2 separate regions of the Homo sapiens genome follow, and region 1 is linked to region 2. Evidence: read pairs that join two places in POLR2A ChIA-PET (ENCODE). Cell type or tissue: A673. All regions are shown on one strand. Links, peaks and the distances in the headings refer to the core of each region. The heading gives the core; the rest is flanking DNA. Region 1 overlaps GMEB1 (glucocorticoid modulatory element binding protein 1). Region 2 overlaps PHACTR4 (phosphatase and actin regulator 4).

What was found. ChIA-PET counts read pairs that join two places held together with the same protein. Peaks named below come from ENCODE experiments on the same cell type or tissue, not always from the same donor. Only the 100,000 strongest peaks of a DNase experiment are listed, where the experiment ranks them.
Region 1: POLR2A ChIA-PET joins it to region 2 with 5 read pairs; 2 of 35 experiments call an interaction of 5 or more read pairs at or near these places.

Annotation. Positions count from the first base shown.
Region 1 is chr1:28,675,221-28,683,379 of GRCh38, forward strand. All of the region lies in intron 1 of GMEB1 (glucocorticoid modulatory element binding protein 1), which reads left to right. Among named protein-coding and RNA genes, the nearest start is that of GMEB1, 11 kb to the left of the region's middle. RefSeq lists an enhancer at 6,021-6,520. In A673, for the core only: no CTCF peak of the experiment used is centred there; no DNase peak of the experiment used is centred there.
Region 2 is chr1:28,452,185-28,460,343 of GRCh38, forward strand. PHACTR4 (phosphatase and actin regulator 4) reads left to right here. Exons shown (of 14, transcript NM_001048183.3): 3 at 6,901-7,074; 4 at 8,028-8,108. Among named protein-coding and RNA genes, the nearest start is that of SNHG3, 50 kb to the right of the region's middle. In A673, for the core only: no CTCF peak of the experiment used is centred there; a DNase peak (open chromatin) is centred at 4,057; H3K27ac peaks cover 672 bases.

The sequences.
Region 1 (8,159 bases), core at 1,034-6,033, 220 kb after region 2:
GTTAGCCAGGATGGTCTTGATCTCCTGACCTTGTGATCCACCTGCCTTGGCCTCCCAAAGTGCTGGGATTACAGGCGTGAGCCACCGCGCCCGGCCCCACAATAGTTAATTCTTAAGCATTTCACATAAATTTGGCATATTTCTTTTACATGTGTTCACATAGAATTCCAGAGAGAGATCGGCCGGGGTGGCTCACTCCTGTAATCCCAGCACTGTGGGAGACAGGCGCGGGCAGATCACTTGAGACCAGGAGTTCTGACACCAGCCTGGCCAACGTGGTGAAACCCCGTCACTACTAAAAATAAAAAAAGCCGAGCATGGTGGTGTGCACATGTCATCCCAGCTGCTACTCGGAAGGCTGAGGCACAACAATCGCTTGAACCCAGGAGGCAGAAGTTGCAGTGAGCGGAGATCCCGCCACTGCACTCCAGCCTGGGCAACAGAGTGAGACTCTGTCTCAAAAAAAAAAAAAAAAGAAAAGAAAAGCAAGTTTAAATTAAAAAAAGAAAAAAGAATTCCAGAGAGAGTTGTATGATTTCACAATGCATACTCCAAAGCCCCGAACGATCAACTCACTCATCTTGCCTCAGGAGTTTTTGTTGCTGTAAACAAGAGCTACTTTTCCATTTACACTCAGCTTAGAGATGACCTTGCATTTAGAGTTGGTTTCAGGTTACCTGCAAGGAATATGGTATTTAGGGTAATGAGTGATACTTAACCCAAACTTGCTTCTCTAAAGAAGGTCAGAATTGCCATGTTGAATCAGACCCATGACTTAGAGTGACATTGAGAGATGTATTGTGGATGATTATAATTATCCTCTCTGATAAACTCTCAGAAGGCTAGAGAAGAAGCCAGAACATTCCTCTTGGGTACTAATGTATGGTGTGGGTAAAGAGTAAAATGTGAGTTCCTATTGAGGAAGGTATTAAGAAGTTAGTCAACCATCTATTCAGAATGTTGTAGAGGGGACTTAGCTTAGGGTAGAAAGTTGAAATTAGAAGCATCCTTCTAAATCTGCTTCTTTAACAATTAACTAACCCATTTTTTTTGCCTAAGGTATTATAGGTTGAGTATCCCTAATCTGAAAATCTGAAACCCCAAATCTCCAAAATCTGAAAATTTTTGAGCCAACATGATGGCATAAGTGAAAAAATCCCACAGATTAGTAGTTAACGCAGGCTCTGTTTCATTCACAAAATTATTAAAAATATTGTATAAAATTGGCCAGGCGTGGTGGCTCACGCCTGTAATCCCAACACTTTGGGAGGCCAAGGTGGGTGGATCACGAGGCCAGGAGATCGAGACCATCCTGACTAACACGGTGAAACCCTGTCTCTACTAAAAATACAAAAAATTAGGCGGCATGGTGGCAGGCGCCTGTAGTCTCAGCTACTTGGGAGGCTGAGGCAGGAGAATGGCATGAACCCGGAGGCGGAGCCTTCAGTGAGCCGAGATCAGGGCGCTGCACTCCAGCCTGGGTGACAGAGCAAGACTCCGTCTCAAAAAAAAATAAATAAATAAATAAATACAAATAAAGATATTGTATGAAATTGCCATCAAGTGGCCGGGCGCCATGGCTCATGCCTGTAATCTCAGCACTTTGGGAGGCTGAGGTGAGTGGAGTTCAAGACCAGCCTGGCCAAGATGGTGAAACCCTGACTCTACTAAAAATACAAAAAGATTAGCTAGACATGGTGGCGGGCACCTGTAATCTCAGCTACTCTGGAGGCTGAGGCAGGAGAATCACTTGAACCCAGGAGGCAGAGGTTGCAGTGAGCTGAAATTGCATCACTGAACAGCAGCCTGGGTGAAAAATCGAGACTTTGTCTCAAAAATAAAAAAGAATTGCCATCAGGCTATGTGTGTAAGATGTATGTGAAACATAATCGAATTTTGAATTTTGTGTTTAGACTTGTGTCCTATCCCCCAGATATCACATTATGTAAATATGCCAAAATTAAAAAAAAAAATCTGAAATTTGAGGCACTTCTGATCTCAAGCATTTCAAATAAGGGATGCATAATCTGTAATTTTTTTTTTCTTTTTTTTTTGGAGATGGAGTATTGCTCTGTCGCCCAGGTTGGAGTGCAGTGGCACGATCTCAGCTGGGACTACAGGCGCCCATCACCACGTCTGGCTAATTTTTTGCATTTGTAGCAGAGACAGGGTTTCCCCGTGTTAGCCAGGATGGTCTTGATCTCCTGACTTTGCGATCCGCCTGCCTTGGCCTCCCAAAGTGCTGGGATTACAGGCGTGAGCCACCGTGCCTGGCCCATAATCTGTAATTTTTGAAAATTTAAAGCACATTTTTGGAATAATGATTCCATAAGTTTGCTACTTGCCAAAGTATTACATCTTTTAAATTAAATGTGTTATAGCACGGTGCTTGACAATGAGTGCTAGCTCAATAAAGGTTAGCTGATTCTTTTAATTCCGCCTACATTTTTATGGTTCAAATTTTGAAGATATTTATGGGTTCAGTTATTCTAGGATTAGATGGTATTTGTATGCTTTATCACATTCCTTTTTGGCCTTTTCTAGACTCGAGGGTCTTAATTGTTTTGGTTCTACTGTTGGTAGCCAGCTGAACCAGTTCATTGATTTTTATTTTATCTTATTTTATTTTATTTTGGTTTTAAGGAGTGGAGAGTTTAATAGGCAAGAAAGAAGGGAGAAGAGGCCGGGCATGGTGGCTCACGCTTGTAATCCCAGCACTTTGGGAGGCCAAGGCAGGCGGATCACCTGAGGTCAGGAGTTTGAGACCAGCCTGGCCAACATGGTGAACTCCCGTCTCTACTAAAAATACAAAAATTAGCCGGGTGTGGTGGCAGGTCCCTGTAATCCCAGCTACTCGGGAGGCTGAGGCAGGAGAATTGCTTGAACCCGAGAGGTGGAGGTTGCAGTGAGCCTAGATCACACCACACCACTGCACTCCAGCCTGGGGTATAAGAGTGAGACTTCGTCTCAAAAAAAAAAAAAAGAAAGGAGAAGAAAGGAAGAAGCTCCCCTTACAGAGACAGAGGGAAGGGGGCTCCAAAGCCAAGAGAGGAGACCCTTGATTTTCTTTTCTAGTGTTTTTGTTTGTTTGTTTGTTTGTTTGTTTTTTGAGACGGAGTCTCGCTCTGTCGCCCAGGCTGGAGTGCAGTGGCGCAATCTTGGCTCACTGCAAGCTCCGCCTCTGGGGTTCGCCATTCTCCTGCCTCAGCCTCCCGAGTAGCTTGGACTACAGGGGCCCGCCATCGCGCCTGGCTAATTTTTTGTATTTTTAGTAGAGATGGGGTTTTACCATGTTAGCCAGGATGGTCTTGATCTCCTGAGCTCATGATCCGCCTGCCTCGGCCTCCCAAAGTGCTGGGATTACAGGTGCGAGCCACCGCGTCCGTCTCTTTTCTAGTTTTATATAATTTTATTTTGAGGCAGACTCTTGCTTTGTCACCTAAGCTGAAGTGCAGTGGCACGATCTTGGCTCACTGCAACCTCTGCCTCCTGAGTGGCTGGGACTACAGGTTCACGTTACCACACCCGGTTAATTTTTGTACTTTTAGTAGAGACAGAGTCTCACCATGTTGCCCAGGCTGGTCTTGAACTCCTGAGCTTAAGCAATCCGCCCACCTCAGCCTCCCAAAGTGCTAGGTATCAGCCACGGTGCCTGGCCCTTTTCTAGTTGTTTTTTTTGTTTGTTTGTTTTGTTTTGTTTTGTTTTTTTGAGACGGAGTCTCGCTCTGTCGCCAGGCTGGAGTGCAGTGCCGTGATCTTGGCCCACTGTAACCTCTGCCTCCCGGGTTCAAGCAATTCTCCTGCCTCAACCTCCGGCTAATTATGCCTGGCTAATTTTTGTATTTTTAGCAGAGACGGTTTCACCATGTTGGTCAGGATGGTCTCAATCTCTTGATCTCGTGATCCGCCCGTCTCGACCTCCCAAAATGCTGGGATCACAGGCATGAGCCACCACACCTGACCTTTTTTTTTTTTGAGATGGAGTTTCGCTTTCTTGCCCAGGCTGGAGTGCAGTGGCACCATCTTGGCTCACTGCAACCTCCACCTCCTGGGTTCAATGAATTCTCCTCCCTCAGCCTCCTGAGTAGATGGGATTACAGGCGCCCACCAACACACTTTGCTAATACTTATATTTTTAGTAGAGATGGGGTTTCACCCTGCTGGCCAAGGTGGTCTCGAACTCCTGACCTCAAGTGATCCACCGGTCTTGGCCTCCCAAAGTATTGGGATTACAGGTGTGAGCCACTGTGCCTGGCCCCTTTCTAGTTTTAAGGCTTCAAGTTGCAGGAGTTCATATTCTGTACTGTAATATCTTGCAGTTAATTTTTTCCCTGCATATCCAATAGTGTCATGTATCTCTTTTCCTTCTGTAGTTTCTCAAGAGCAGGTATTGTTGCTCCTCATATCTAAGGAATCTAACTCTAGCTGATGTGAGGTAGAGACTCAATATAATATTTGTTGAACTGGCCATAATGATGAGCCATAAGCTGTATAGCTTAGCCTAGCTGCCTAAGCAAATTTATATCCCTCCCAGATAGGAAGGCAGAAAGTTCTAGAAGGGGCCAGGCATGATGGCTCACACTTTTTTTTTTTTTTTTGAGTGGCAGTTTCACTCTTGTTGTCCGGGCTGGAGTCCAATGGCACGATCTCGGTTCACCCACCACAACCTCTGCCTCCCGGGTTCAAGCAATTCTCCTGCCTGAGCCTCCCAAGTAGCTGGGATTATAGGCAAGCGCCACCACGCCTGGCTAATTGTTTTGTATTTTTAGTAGAGATGGGGTTTCTCCATGTTGGTCAGGCTAGTCACCAACTCCCGACCTCAGGTGATCCGCCTGCCTCGGCCTCCCAAAGTGCAGGGATTACTGGCGTGAGCCACCCCTCCTGGCCAGATGGCTCACACTTGTAATCACAACACTTTGGGAGGCCAAGGCCGGATGATCACTTGAAGCCAGGAGTTCAAGACCAGCCTGGGCAACATAGTGAGATCCTGTCTCTATCTTTAAATAAATACATATAAAAATAAAAAAGAAAATTCTAGAAGTCTTTTAGGTTGAGTCACTAATTGGACAAAAATGTATTGCATATCTGCTGTGTGCTCAGATTTGTTTACAAAGGTTTAGATAAGCAGTTTTGTAGATAAAATGTAAGTCTGATATTTGAAAACCATTTATTACACTCCTGTCCTGGGCACTGTGGTAGCCTTGGGGGAATTGCTGAATAAGAAAAGCAATCCTGGCCAGGCGCAGTGGCTCATACCTATAATCCTAGCACTTTGGGAGGCTGAGGTAGGCGGATCACGAGGTCAAGAGATCAAGACCATCCTGGCCAATATGGTGAAACCCAGTCTGTACTAAAAATACAAAAATTAGCTGGGCGTGGTGGTGCGTGCCTAAAGTCCCAGCTACTCAGGAGGCTGAGGCAGGAGAATCGCTTGAACCTAGGAAAGGGAGGTGGTAGTGAGCTGAGATCATGCCACTGCACTCCAGTCTGGGGAACACAGCAAGACTCCATCTTTAAAAAAAAAAAAGAAAAGCAATCCTTGGAATCCTTGGCCAGGCATGGTGGCTCATCCCAGCACTTTGGGAGGCCGAGGTGGGCAGATCACCTGAGGTTGGGAGTTCAAGACCAACCTGACCAACATGGAGAAACCCCATCTCTACTAAAAATATAAAAATTAGCTGGACATGGTGGGGCATGCCTGTAATCCCAGCTACTGTGGAGGCTGAGGTGGGAGAATCACTTGAACCCAGAAGGCGGAGGTTATAGTGAGCTGAGATTGTGCCATTGTACTCCAGCCTGGGCAACAAGAACGAAACTCTGTCTAAAAAAACAAAACAAAACAAAACACAATCCTTGCTTTTCCAGGACGTACAGACTGAGGAGGAAAAGCCAACAAAGTGAGATGATGGTTGTGACGGGGGTACTGCAGGTGCTGAGAGATCAAGAACACAAACTCAAACCTAGTGAAGGAATTCACAGAAGGCCTCCCCAAGGAAGTGATGTTTCAAGTAAATCACAAAATGGTTAGCAGGGACTAGCCAAAAAGGAAGGGAAAGAGAATTGCTTGAACCTGGGAGGCAGAGGTTGCAGTGAGCCAAGATCGTGCCACAGAACTCCAGTCTGGGCAACGGAGCGAGACCGCGTCTCAAAAAAAAGAAAATAGTTTAGCAGTGGCTTTGTGGAGAAGTGAGCTTTGAACTGGACTTTGAAGGGAGAAGATGAGGGAGAAAGGCATTAAAGACATTTCAGGCTTAAGGAATAAAGGGCAAAGAAATATAAAGGTACATTATGCTATGCTCAGAGTACATTAGGTGGCTGGTATGGTATTAGGACTTAAGATTCTTGGGGTATGATAGTTGCAGGTAAGACCAGATGAGTATTTTGGGACCATTGAGGGAATTCAGAGTGCCGTGCTTAAGTATGTGTGTTTTAGGCAAACAAGTGCTGTGGGAGAGGTGAGATGTGGATTAGATCTTCTGACTACACTTTTTTTTTCTTTGAGACGGAGTTTCGCTCTTGTTGCCCAGGCTGGAGTGCAATGGCATGATCTCGGCTCACCGCAATCTCCACCTCCTGGGTTCAAGCGATTCTCCTGCCTCAGCCTCTCAAGTAGCTCAGATTACAGGCATGTACCACCGCGCCAGGCCAATTTTTTGTATTTTTAGTAGAGACAGGGTTTCTCCAGGTTGGTCAGGCTGGTCTCGAACTCCCAACCTCAGGTGATCCACCCGCCTAGGCCTCCAAAAGTGCTGGGATTACAGGTGTGAGCCACCACGCACGGCCCTGACTACACGTTTTGTACTCAAACTTGCATCCATTGTGTGCCTACTCTGTTTGGGCACAGTCGTAGTCATCTTTACATACTCATATATTAAAATAAATACAGTGCTCTTACCTATACTCTCTTAAGTGACTCTCTCTTTTCAACTGTGAAGACTAATAACTGCAGAATATCTTGGGGTCCTCTGAGTTTTCATTAAGATTGGGACAATGCTTGGAGTAACTTTAGAGTCAAGGAGCACATGGTGCTGGACGTTGGTTTCCTCACTAACTCTGCAAGGGAGATACTGGGCAAGATTATCTCTCCATTCAGTCTGAGGCAAAGAGTTATTAAGAAGTCCCAGGCGTGGTGGCTCACACCTGGAATCCAGCACTTTGGGAGGCTGAGACGGGTGGATCATTTGAGGTTAGGAGTTCAAGACCAGCCTGGCCAACACGGTGAAATCCCGTCTGTACTAAAAATCCAAAAATTAGCTGAGTGGTAGTGGCGCACACCTGTAATCCAAGCTACTTGGGGAGGGTGAGGCAGGAGAATCGCTTGAGCTTGGGAGGCAGATGTTGCAGTGAGCCAAGATCATGCCACAGCACTCGTCTGGGCGACAGAGTGAGACCCTGTCTCAAAAAAAAAAAAAAAAAAAAAGTCTTAGAGGTCATACAGGTGAATTCAGCATTTATTAAGCAACTACATGATAAAAGTCATCTTCCCCTTCCCATGCAGCTCAGTTCAGTCTCCCTCCACAGATACTGAGTATTTTAAAGGATGGAGAACTTGAGGCAAAATGGCTGTTTGCACAGAAAGTAGATGTGATTCCTAATTTCCAAGAGCTTCCTGTTTGGTGTGGAACTGGTAATGTGCTACAAACCAACTCTCTGGAAAAACAAAATACTCTGATTTGTAGTGCTTGTCAATTTCGGGTCTGTTTACGCCCAGCATCGCTGATTTCAAGCTGTCAACTTAGTGTCACTAAACTCGAAGTTGGAAGAGATATGTGTGCACAATGGGTTCTCAGGAGCTGTTAGAGCTTGCTGCAGAACACCATGGGATGAGTCACACGTACTAAGAAAACCTATACTAGCAAGTGACTGTTGAGGCGTTTCTGGAAGGATCAGAGCCTGTGATAGCCCATCTCACAGTTCCCATCCTTTTTAGAGGCCCATGGTCTCTAGGGTGCTCTAGGCATTATCTTGGCAGTCCTTTCATATGGTTGACTTCTTTTCTTTTCTTCTTTTCTTTTTTTTTTTGAGACGGAATTTCACTCTTGTTGCCCAGGCTGGGGTGCAATGGCATGATCTCGGCTCACCGCAACCTCCACCTCCTGGCTTCAAGCGATTCTCCTTCCTCAGCCTCCTGAGTAGAGGGGATTACAGATACGCTCCAC
Region 2 (8,159 bases), core at 1,544-6,543:
GGAGATTTACAACAATTTGAAAAAAAAAACTCACAGGCAGACCAGATGTGGTGGCTTTTGCCTGTAATCCCAGCACTTTGGGAATCTGAGGCAAGAGGATTACTTGAGGCCAGGAGTTCAAGGTCGACCTGGGCGACATAGTGAGACCCCATCTCTACAAAAAATTAAAAAATTAGCCAGGTGTGGTGGCACATGCCTGTTGTCCCAGCTACTCAGACAGCTGAGGTGGGAGGATCACTTGATCCCACCAGGAGTTGGAGGCTGCAGTGAGCTCTCATCTCACCACTGCACTCTAGCCTGGGCAAGAGTGAGATGCTGTCTCAAAAATTTTAAAAAGAGGCTGGGCACAATGGCTCATGCCTGTAATCCCAGCACTCTGGGAGGCCAAGGTGGGTAGATCACTTTAGATCTGGAGTTCAAGACCAGCCTGGCCAACATGTTGAAACCTCATCTCTACTAAGATTAGCTGGGCGTGGTGGTACACGCCTATAGTCCCAGCTACTCAGGAGGCTAAGGCAGAAGAATCACTTGAACCTGGGAGGCGGAGGTTGCAGTGAGCCAAGATCACACCACTGCACTCCAGCCTGGGAGACAGAGTGAGACTCCATCTCAAAAAATAAAAAATACAAACAAATAATAAAAATAAAAATAAGTCCGGGCACAGTGGCTCACGCCTGTAATCCCAGCACTTTGGGAGGCCAAGGTGGGTGGATCACTTGAGGTCAGGAGCTCGAGACCAGCCTAGCCAACATGGCGAAACCCTATCTCTACTAAAAATACAAAAGTTAGCCGGGTGTGGTTTTGCGTACCTGTAATCCCGGCTACTTGGGAGGCTGAGGCAGGAGAATCGCTTGAACCCAGGAGGCAGAGGTTGTGGTGAGCCGAGATCACGCCATTGCACTCCAGCCTGGGCAACAAGAATGAAACTTTGTCTCAAAAAAATAAATAAATAAAAATAAAAATGAATTAAATTAACTAGCATATACTGTACTGCTGTAATTTCATAGCCACCTCCTATTACTATTGAAGTGAGCTCAAGTATTGCCAGTATCCACTTAAAATGCTGTATGATGCTAATTTTCTAGTGAGCAGTTCTTCATAGCTTAGTGCAATATCATAAATCTTGAATAACACCACGGGACCTACAACACGTGCCACTAATGATACTGGAATTGCTCTTAAGAAGCAGAGAAGAGTCATGACATTATAAGAAAAAGTTGAAAACGAAAAAAAGAGAAAACACAAGGAAAAGTTGAATCGCCTGATGTGATGCATACCATAGATTGAGGTCTGTAGCTGCAGTTGCCTGCCATTTTTATAAGTATATATACATAGGTGGTGGCTGGGCTGGGGAAATGGCGGCTTCACGAGAGAGTGGGACTTGGGCAGCAGAGGCAGCACAGTGGATGCATTTCTGACCTTCTACAGTGAGGTGAAACAAATAGAGAAGAGAGACTCGGTTCTAACATCCAAAAATCAGATTGAAAGATGGACCCGTCCTGGTTCCTCTTACTTCAATTTGAACCCATTTGAGGTTCTTCAGTTAGATCCTGAAGTTACAGATGAAGAAATTAAAAAAAGAGGTTTCAGCAGTTATCCACATTGGTGCGTCCTGACAAAAATCATGATGCTGACAGAGCACAAAAGGCTTTTGAAGCTGTGGACAAAGCATAAAAGTTGCTACTGGATCAGGACCAAAAGAAGAGGACCCTGGATGTAATTCAGGCAGGAAAAGAATACATGGAACACGGCCAGGCACGGTGGCACACGCCCGTAATCTTAGCACTTTGGAAGGCCAAGGTGGGAGGATCCCTTGAGCTCAGGGGTTTGAGACCAGCCTGGGCAAGATAGCAAGACCTTGTCTCTATTAAAAAAAAATTTTTTTTTTAATTAGCCAGGTGTAGTGGCACACGCTTTTAATCCCAGCTGCTCTGGAGACTGAGGCCAGAGGATTGATTGAACCCAGAAAGATAAAAAAGTCCATTCAAAAGGAAGATATAATAACTCTAAATTTGTATATACCTCATAACAGCTTCAAAGTATATAAAGCAAAAATTAATAGAACTAAGAGAGAAATCACTTTGTCTTTTTTTTTTTTTTTTTTTTTTTTGAGACGGAGTCTCGCTCTGTCGCCCAGGCTGGAGTACAGTGGCGTGATCTCGGCTCTCTGCAAGCTCCACCTCCCGGGTTCACGCCATTCTCCTGCCTCAGCCTCCCTAGTAGCTGGGACTATAGGCACCCGCCACTGCGCCCGGCTAATTTTTTGTATTTTTAGTAGAGATGGGGTTTCACCATGGTCTCGATCTCCTGACCTCGTGATCCGCCCACCTCGGCCTCCCAAAGTGCTGGGATTACAGGTGTGAGCCGCCGCGCCCGGCCATCACTTTCATAATTAGAGATGTTAACATACCTCTCTCAGTTACTGATAGAGCAAACAGACAACAAATCAGAAGGGATCTTAATGATTTGTATATGATTAACCACCTTGACCTAATTGGCATATTTAGAACACCATACCCAACAATTGCACAATACACTTTCCAATAACACATAATTGGAGATAATGTATTATAAATTTGGGAAGAAACAACTGTAAGCTTCTGTTGTTTATTTGCAACTTGGACCATATTTGAGATATATAGGAAAAGCATTAAATATAAATGGCCTAAACACTCCAATTATCCTACCACGTTGGGAGACTGAGGTGGAAGGACCACTTGAACCCAGCAGTTTGAGACCAGCTCAGCTCACTGTAACCTCCACCTCCCGCATTCAAGCCATTCTCCTGCCTCAGCCTCCCAAGTAGCTGGGATTATAGGTGCCTGCCACCATACTCAGCTAATTTTTTTTTGTTGTTGTATTTTTAATAGAGACAGGGTTTCCTCATGTTGGCCAGGCTGGTCTCAACCTCCTGCCCTCAAGTGATCCACCTGTCTCGGCCTCCCAAAGTGTTGGGATTACAGGCATGAGCCACCGCATCTGGCCTCATTTTTCTTTTTCTTTTTCTTTCTTTCTTTTTTTTTTTTTTTTTTTTGAGACAGAGTTTTGCTTTCACCCAGGCTGGAGTGCAGTGATGTGATCTTGGCTCACTGCAACCTCCGCCTCCCAAGTTCAAGATTCTCCTGCCTCAGCCTCCCGAGTAGCTGGGATTATAGGCGTGTACCACCACACCCAGCTAATTTTTGTATTTTTAGTAGAGACGAGGTTTCACCATGTTGGCTAGGCTGGTCTCAAACTCCTGATCTCAGGTGGTCTGCCTGCCTCGGCTTCCCAAAGTGCTGGGATTACAGGCATGAGTCACCATGCCTGGCCCCTAATTCATTTTTCTTCAACAAAGAAGCAGCCTATAGCCAGAAAATGTCTGCCTCTGTCTCTTTTAACCTCCATGAGGTTTCCAGATAATAATCTGGTATTGGGTTTAACACACCTGACTGACCTTAGGACCCTAGGCTGACCTGGAGAGATTTTTTAAAACAGATTCTGAAAGTCCTACCTCCTGGAGATTCTGTATTTTGAAAAGGCAATTGGGCTGATTCCAAGTATTTGGACAGATTTCGGAGTCTTGGAAATAATGTACTGTTTGTCCTGGAGAGTAGGAAAAAGAGGGGAAGGAAGGAGGGAGAATATGAGGATATGAATATGTATGTGTGAATTTGAGATAACTGAGTCAGGGCCAGGTGTGGCTCTACCCCAACACAGGAGGTAAGAGGAAAGAAGGACATCTGCCTCTAAAAGTTTTGTAAAAGTGAAAATCAAGCACATTTGCATGAGAAGCAAAGAAAATGTTGCTCTGTTTTTTGTATTCAGTGGCTTTATTTTTTTTATACATATTTTGCTTATGTATCAACTATTTTTTTTTTGAGACAAGGTCCCTGTATTAAGCCATTCTTGCATTGCTATAAAGAGATCCCTGGGACTGGATAATTTATAAAGAAAAGAGCTTTATTTGACTCGTGGTTCTGTAGGCTGTACAGGAAACATAATGCTTGCAACTGCCCTGCTTCTGGGGAGGTCTCAGGAAACTTACAATCATGAATCATGACAGAAAACCAACCAGGAATAAGCATGTCACGTGACCAGAGCAGGAACAAGAGAGCAAAGAGGGAGATGCCACATACTTTTAAACGACCAGATCTCACGAGAACTCACTCACTATTGCTAAGGCAGCACCATATGGATGGTGCTAAACTATTCATGAGAAATCCACCCCCATGATCCAGTCACCTCCAACCAGGCCCCACTTCCAGTACTGAAGATTACAATTCAACCTGAGATTTGAGCGGGACACATATCTAAACTATATCAGTATGGCTCTGTCGCCCAGGCTGGAGTGCAGTGGCACGATCACAGCTCATTGCAGCCTGGACCTGCTGAGCTCAAGCGATCTTCCCACCTCAGCCTCGCAAGTAGCTGGGACTAGGCACATGGCACCCTGCCCAACTAATTTTTTTTTTTTTTTAAGAGACAGGGTTTCTTCATGTTCCCCAGGCTGGTCTTTCTTTACCTAAAAAAGAAGAGAAGCCAGATGCTGTAGCCAGTGTCTGTAATCTGAGACATTCTCATAATTTCAACTATTTGCCTGTAATCTCAGCTACTCAGGAGGCTGAGGCAGAGGATTGCTTGAGTCCTGGAGTTGAAGGCTCAGTGAGCTGTGATTGTGCCACTGCACTCCATGCTGGGCAACAGAACGAAACCCTGTCTCTAAAATAACTAGATAAATAGATAGAGAGACAGATAGATAGATAGATAGATAGATAGATAGATAATCAGATTCTAGTGTATTTCATGTAAAGTGTTAAAGTAATTGAGACCCAGAATGTCCTTGTATAAGTCATGCAACTAGGAAGAGTCACTGTCCTCTTGTCATTTCCATCTTTTGCACTTTAGTAATGAGGATGCTATTTTGCCTAAGTCTTCTGGGCATAGCAAACTAATGCATCAGTAGTCACCATTGCATTTACTGTGATAATTACGATTGTATAAATCTAACCTTTATTGAAAAACTTCCCTAAACCTCCATCAATCAAGTGAAAAAAAGATTGAATTTGGCAGTTGTTTCTTTTAAAAATTTAATGCTGTTGGTTGTATATTTTCTCTTTTGAAAATACCTAGTTTTAAAAGAGAGAGAGGCCAGGTGTGGTGGTACACACCTTTAATCCCAGTGCTTTTGGGAGGCCAAGCAGGGAGGATCTCTTGAGACCAGGCATTTGAGACCACCCTGAGCAATTTGGTGAGACCCTATCTCTACAAAACAAAATTGTTTTTGTAATTAGCCAGGAGTGATGGTACATGCTTATAGTCCTGGCTACTCAGGAGGCTGAGGCAGGAGGATCATTTGAGATCGGGAATTTGAGGCTGCAGTGAGCTGTGATTACACTACTGCACTTCATCCTGGGCAACAGAGTGAGACCCTGTTTCTAAAATAATAATAATAATAATAATAAATTTTTTTAAAAAAGATGTTTTAGTGACTATTATGACCTTTTTACCCTCCTCCAAAAGTGTTACTTGCTTCAGATGTGAAATTGTTTACAGTCAACATGTTAGCTTATCATATGCTGTTCCTTGATGTATTTCTACAAAGTAGAGGTTCCACTTTAATTTCAGGATGGTTTTTCCACATGACTCTTTTTTTCTTCCTCTCTAGACTTCTCCAGAGAACCTTGGAACAGTAGGTGGAGTGCAAAGCTGCATTGTGTACCTTCCTGCTTTTTTTTGGTTGCCTTCCTGCTGGTTTTTTTTTTTTTCCTTTCTTTAAATTCTTGGCCCCGCCTTGGCTCTCCTTTCTCTGCCATTAAAACTAACTAACTAAACCCTGCATGCATGGTCATTATGAGGGGTTCATGGCCTTTTATTTCAGTTCTGCACATGTATCATGTCAGTTATGTTTTATGTCAAATCCTTAATATTATGGTGTGTGTGTTTGTGTGTGTGTGTGTGTGTGTGTGTGTGTGTGTGTGTGTGTGTGTGTGTTTGAGACAGGCTCTCACTCTGTTGCCCAGGCTGGAGTGCAGTATCTTAATCACAGCCAACTGCAGCATTGACCTCCCAGGCTCAAGCCATCTTCCCAACTCAGCCTCCTGAGTAGTTGGGACTACAGGTGCACACCACCATGCCCAGCTAATTTTTGTTTTTGTATTATTTGTAGAGACAGGGTTTCACCTTACTGCCCTGGTTGATCTCAAGCTCCTGAGCTTAAGCGATCTGCCTGCCTCAGCCTCCCACAGTGCTGGGATTACAGAAATGAGCCACTGTGCTCAGCCTATGATTGTCTCTAAGGCACTACTATGGTAAACAAATTGGAATCTCACCTCTACTTTCTGAAAACATTTCCCTCCAATTTAATGTACCCGCTTTCTAATGCTTCTGCCCCGCAACCCTGAGCACTTTCCAATACCTAGGGTCCTTTTGTGAAGGGAGAAAATAATTTGATGAGCAGATATAAGTAAGGTACTAACAATGTGTTACCTCTCCCTGAACTATTTATATCCTGAAAAGGGCAGGGAAAGGGCAATGTTTAATAGAGAAAATGATTCACTCACTAATGAGGCAGGAATTCCCTGCCTCAGTAAGGCAAGATCTCATGCATTTGTTAAGATATCCACATTTTGTATACATGCGCCTTTAAAAGATTTTGAGCCGGCTCTGATCATTTCACCAGATTTTGTCCTAAAATGATGTCAGCTTGGTTTGGTTCCTTTTTCTCCTTAGTAGTTTATCTGTTAATGGATTTTGATGTTTGGTGTCCATGTGATGTCCAGGAGTCTCCCTGTCTGCATGATTGTTTATCGTTGCTCCGATCCTTTCCAACTACCACAGGAAGAGAGGGGAAGGGACATTTTAGAGATTATGCTGAAATAATACATTTGCTTCCTTCCCTCTCTTCTTTTCATGTAACAGAGGAAGCAGACCAGCCCACTACAGAGCCAGGCATGGTCCTGGACAGTGTGGAAGCAGGAGACACAACACCTCCTACCAAAAGGAAGAGCAAGTTCTCAGGCTTTGGCAAGATCTTCAAGCCCTGGAAATGGAGGAAAAAAAAAAGTAGTGATAAATTTAAAGAGACTTCAGAAGGTGAGATATTAAGGGTTAAATGTGTGTTCTGAGTTAGAATTCTCTATGTTAGATGTATTTAATTTTTCCTTATCTTCCCAAGTTTCTGTAGTCCTCTATTTGAAGAGGGTATTTAATGTTTTATTCTTTCCTTCTTCTTTTTTTTTTTTTTTTTTTTTGGTGAGACAGGATCTCCCTCTGTTGCCCAGGCTAGAGTACAGTGGCGCAATCACAGTTCACTGCAGATTCAACCTCCTGGGCTCATGTAATCCTCCTGCCTCAGCCTCCCAAGTAGCTGGAAGTACAAGCATGAGCTACTGTGCCCAGTTAATTTTTAAATTCTTTGTAGAGATGGGGTCTCCTTATGTTTCCCAGGCTGGTCTTGAACTCCTGGGCTCAAGCGATCCTCCCACCTCAGCCTCCCAAAGTGCTGGGATTACAAGCATGAGCCACTGTGGCTGGCCAGAGTTTAATCTTTTAGAATTAAACATCAAAATGGTCATGTACTAAACCTAATATTGTATACCCTCATTCCCAGGTTTGTATTTTGATGGCATATAAGTATCTATTGAGTGGTGAATGGAGTTCCTGAACTGTCGCAAATCTAAGATGCTTCTTTCCATCAGAACTTGGTGAAGAAAATGACTGAATGAGTTGATACATACATAAATAAAATGCTTATTTTCTACTCTGCCCATCCACACAAAGTTCATCCGTAAATAACTTACTAATGAAATTTTCTCTTAAGTTACAATTATGTAAGGCTAGTTTTTTGGAAGTGATGCTTTCCTGACAGCACAGGTTATAAAAGAAATTTAAGAGTTTTAATTTGAAGTTAGTCTGCTAGTTATTTTCTTTCCTGAGAATATAAACTTAAACTACTTTATTCTTTTACCTGTAGAATTAGAATGCTAAGTGTAAGGTTGACTTTCAACTGTCACATTTCTGAGTGCCATTTTCCAATTTAATGTTAGTTTTAGAACGGAAAATATCTATGCGAAAGCCAAGAGAAGAGCTGGTTAAAAGAGGGGTTCTGTTGGAAGACCCTGAGCAAGGTGAGTTTACAAATAAATAGCATATGCCTGTCTCTGTGCACTTGGTCTTTG